Regions from separate parts of the Homo sapiens genome. Here region 2 is linked to region 1. A link is a loop called in an ENCODE intact Hi-C map of the cell type or tissue named here. Cell type or tissue: Caco-2. All regions are shown on one strand.

The links. Peaks named below come from ENCODE experiments on the same cell type or tissue, not always from the same donor. Only the 100,000 strongest peaks of a DNase experiment are listed, where the experiment ranks them.
Region 2: a loop joins it to region 1, with 13 times the contacts of the local background. A loop is called at or near these places in 2 of 110 quality-filtered maps.

Annotation. Positions count from the first base shown.
Region 1 is chr18:27,060,482-27,062,981 of GRCh38, forward strand. The region is part of intron 2 of CHST9 (carbohydrate sulfotransferase 9); the gene reads right to left. It overlaps LOC105372036 (a long non-coding RNA gene), which reads left to right and starts at 331. Exons shown (of 2, transcript XR_001753383.3): 1 at 331-449; 2 at 541-1,661. In Caco-2, no CTCF peak of the experiment used is centred here; a DNase peak (open chromatin) is centred at 1,220.
Region 2 is chr18:27,196,941-27,199,440 of GRCh38, forward strand. No RefSeq gene overlaps it. Among named protein-coding and RNA genes, the nearest start is that of CHST9, 13 kb to the left of the region's middle. In Caco-2, no CTCF peak of the experiment used is centred here; a DNase peak (open chromatin) is centred at 1,121.

The sequences.
Region 1 (2,500 bases):
GAGTGGGTGCGGGTGAGCTCCAGGAAGGAGAGTGGGAATGTTGAAAAGAGGGTCCCAACTAGATGCAGTCACTGAGAGCTAAGATTTGCACAAGACTAAGAATTTGGCATTGTCAGGGAAGGGCAGTAACTTTCTAGCTTTATTTACTGTGAAAAACACAACTGAGTGCCTGTCCACAGTCCATTCTCCTCTTTTTCTACTCTGGTACCCAACCCTCTTCTCACATGACATGCATAAAACATGTAAACTAATCATCGTGGTCCCCATCTCCCTTAGTTTAGGTGGTCATTTGACATTTCTGGCTAATGACATGTACATTTATTTATTTAGAGATGAGGTCTCACTATGTTGAGCAGGCTAAACTCAAATTCCTGGGCTCAAGCAATCTTCCTGCCTCAGCCTCCCAAGTAGCTGGGATTACAGGCATGTGCCATCACATCCAGCTATAGGTGAGATGAATTCTGTTGAAGAACTTCATTAAAAGATTTTTCTTGCCAATAAAAAGACACGCATGGGAGAAACCATCTCCTTTTCTTTCAGTGCATGTTGTCACATCTGGGCATGATGACTGGTTCTTGACCTACACTGGTTCTTGAGGAGAGTAAAGATCACCTGGTGGCCACAAGCAGATCATCTGGAGGCAAAACTCCTTATCTGAGGACAAAATCAACTCACTTCAAGAATGACTGAGGGGAACACACCCCAAGGATGAAGTCACCAAGCCTCTGAATTAATGCACCACGGGACCACCCTGCATCAGGTTTTCTTGTTATGTGTTATTTAACCTTTTTGGGTATAAGTTCAAGTTTTTGGTTACTTGTAGCTGAAAGCATACACAAGCCAACTACAAAAATAATATTCAATGCTAAATACACTAGGAATAAAATCTAAAGGAAAGAGCATTGCCTTTAAGACAGTTCCAAAAATTGTAGGCGTGAGACTCTTCCCCAGCCAGGCACTGTACTTTAGAGGATCTTCTCTTGCTCTCTTTCACACACATCACTTTCACAGAAGGTGAGGAGGGCCCAGGTGTCTGTATATGGCATCCACACCTTTCCTAGACCATGCACTGAGTACCTGGGATGCCAGAATTCTCTGACCTAACTCTGCCCAGATCAGATCTCTGGAGGAGGGGACCAGATTGCATCATTGGTGTGTAGGCTCCAAGGCCCGAGGAGTGTTCAAAGGATTCCTGGGGCTTTGATGTGTGTATCAATGGCCCCAGTGCACGTGCATGAGGCCCCTTGCAATGCTGGAGGGACTGTGATGAAGGCAGAAAGAAAAGGGGACCTACACTTGTTCTCGATGAGAGCAAAGATCACCTGGTGGCCATCAAGCAGGTCATCTAGAGGCAAAACTCCTTATCTGAGGAATTCAGAAGTAATTAGACTTCTAGAATTTCTATACATTTCTGGAATGCAAGCATGTCGAAACCCATTGTACAACCTTTGCCGACATAAAGGCACCAAAACATCCACAAATGTTAATCATTTCTCATGACCAATGTGACTAATATGGTCCAAATCACCCTTCAGCTCCTGCGTTAAGTCCACAAATACCCCTACGGAAGATCCAACTGGGCACACTCAGTCCTCTCTTACTGAAGCTGCACTCTGCTGCAGCGTTCCTCCTATCTAATAAAACATTCCTCTTCAAACTTATACTGTTGTTTGGTCAATTCTTTTTTTTTATTATTATACTTTAAGTTCTAGGGTACATATGCACAATGTGCAGGTTTGTTACATGTGTATACATGTGCCATGTTGGTGTGCTGCACCCATTAACTTGTCATTTACATTAGGTATATCTCCTAATGCTATCCCTCCCACCTCCCCCCACCCCATGACAGGCACTGGTGTGTGATGTTCCCCTTCCTTTGTCCAAGTGTTCTCATTGTTCAATTCCCACCTATGAGTGAGAACACGTGGTGTTTGGTTTTCTCTCCTTGCGATAGTTTGCTGAGAATGATGGTTTCCAGCTTCATCCATGTCCCCACAAAGGACATGAACTCATCCTTTTTTCTGGCTGCATAGTATTCCATGGTGTATATGTGCCACATTTTCTTATCCAGTCTATCATTGTTGGACATTTGGGTTGGTTCCAAGTCTTTCCTATTGTGAATAGTGCTGCAATAAACACACGTATGCATGTGTCTTTATAGCAGCATGATTTATAATCCTTTGGGTATATACCCAGTAATGGGATGGCTGGGTCAAATGGTATTTCTAGTTCTAGATCCTTGAGGAATCGCCACACTGTCTTCCACAATGGTTGAACTAGTTTACAGTCCCACCAACAGTGTAAAAGTGTTCCTATTTCTCCACATCCTCTCCAACACCTGTTGTTTCCTGACTTTTTAATGATCGCCATTCTAACTGGTGTGAGTTGCTATCTCATTGTGGTTTTGATTTGCATTTCTCTGATGGCCAGTAATGATGAGTCAATTCTTTTTACTGCCGGGAGCCAACCACTCTTTGCTGCCAGGGCTCTGACACCTCAC
Region 2 (2,500 bases), 140 kb after region 1:
TAACTCTGCACCACCTTCAATTCCCTTCAATAAACCCCGAGATTCTACACTATTCCTGGGTGATTTCCTTAAAACTCACCCACATCTTTGCAAATAGCCCATTTATTAAACTTTTCTCAATGTTGGACTCCTCTGTTTGCTAAATAGAAGTCATAAAGATGGGTTCTACAGACCAAAGAATAAATATATTTTCAGTTCAATCACATCATTTAATAAATGCACTTTAAGAGGCTAAGGTGGGAGGATTGCCTGAGGCCAGGAGTTCAAGACCAGCCTGGGCAACACAGTGAGACCCTCATTTCTTCAAAAAGCTTTTAAAAAGTAACCAGTGTGGTAGCATGTACCTGTCGTCTTACCTACTTAGGAGACTGAGGTGGGAGGATCACCTGGGTCCAGGAGTTCAAGGCTATAGGGAGCTATGATTAAAACACTGCACTCCAGCCTTGGTAACAGAGTAAGACCCTGTCTTAAAAAAAAAAAAAAAAATGTAGTACAGGGTCTCATCCTGATACATGTATTTAACCATTTATTTAATTTAACATATTTATTGTCTACTGTGGTCTGGGTGTATGTTTGGTGTTGGGAATATAAGGTCAGTGGGTCTCAAGGTACTGAGTATTCATTCAAGGCAATGCCTCGGAAGAAACCAGGAGGACCACTTAACCTTGGGGTAGCAGTTAAGGAGAATCAAAGATAGTTTCTACAAGGAGCAATTAATTTCAAGCATGAAGGGAGGGGATAGGAAACAAAGAGAGGGGATGAGAAGGAAAGTGGACTTTCTGGTCAGCGAGAAAAATATTTATCCAGTTCCAGGGGTGAGAGAGAGAACATGGCATATTTGGAGAACAAAGAGCAGCTTAGCATGGCTGCAGCATAGACCCTGATGGAGTGAGTAATATGAGGTTGCAAATGGTACCAAGGGTCTTGCATGTTGTTTTAAGAGTGTGAACTTTATTCCAAAATCAATGGGGAGAATGAGGTAATAAACAAGGGATTAACACTTCAGAAAGCTCATGCTGTCTGCAGCATGGAAACTGTGCAAGGCTGCAGGCAGAGAGGTGACTGCGCAAGGCTGGAGGCAGAGAATGAGTGAGGAAACTGACACATTAATCTAGGCAAGAGATGATAGTGGCCTGGACAAATGTCTTAGCAGTCGGAATGGGAAAAAAGTGGAGAGAATGGAGAGATGTAATCTATAGGAAACTTGCCGCTGGCAACACAGGTAATACTATATCAAACTGAACTTTAGAATACACATAGCTCTGCTTATCGGTGTTAAAGCTGAACTTCAAACTTTTCATAGCCTTTCAAGAATTTCAGTCAAGCATTTTCATTATTGCTAAAATAGCCTTTGTTAAGACTACTGTTGTTGACTTTATTGCAGTTTGAACCAGGGCCATCAATACAGTCTGCCCCAAGTAAATATTTCATGGGTGAATTAATCAGCTGTCCTTTCTTAAAACTATGTTTATAATATGTCTTTAGTGATTATAGATTTTTCTTATGTGTTTTGCAGCTTTCCATTATCTTTCTGGGTAAATATTAGTCTTAAGCAAGAATGAAATACATTACATAATATTTAAAAAAAATTACAACAGCTGTTTGTGGTGGGAATATTGTTTCAGTAATGCATTCAACAAGTCTTCACAGAACTACTCTTTTTTAAAAATTAAAAATTTTTACAAATGCTATCTTTATGATTCTCAGCACCTAAATATGTCTTTCCTTATCTATATTTTAAGACAGTCTAGCCTGCATTGAACTATGAGTAAGACATATTATATTTTAGTCAGCAAAATGCTTTGCTCAATATAAAAAAATTATTATCCTTTTTAGGACAAAGTAATATCACTTGCTAGTTTACTAAGTTTTTACACTGATTTTGCACTGATTATCACCTTGGTGAGTTGAAAAAAAGTCTCCAGTTTTCAGAAATGTCTGAAACAGAGTTACTATAAATACAAATAATCATCAAAAATATTTTTTAGATAAAAGGTATTTGGGGAAATAAAAAATATAAAGATGTTTTAAAATGTGACAGTAGTAAAAACTTTAAAAAAATAAAACACTTAAATTTGACCTGGGTCATGAATTTATTCTGACAAAGCACATCCACCGCATCAAATTATTAGTCTTCCCAAACCCCAAAGATAATGGATTACTACTGAGAACTTTTATATAAGATTAAGCTAAACTGACCTCTTTGTAAATTTCTGTTATCACTTTCAGTTGTAGCTGGCATGAAATGATATATAGTTCCATTTCTGGTGTAATGTTCAAATGTTTGTGGGTGGTTATTATATTTCCATCCACAGTTTCTCTCTCTCAAGCCTATTCTGGGTCATCTTTGTGTGCCCCTAGGTCCCTAGAGAGGTTTAATCAGTGGATAACATGTTGTCGTCCTTGATGACATTTTTCTCCTTATTTTTTACTATCATAATACACTGGTAAGACATATTTATTTTTTCCATGTGCTAGAAAAGAAAACCACTTATTATTC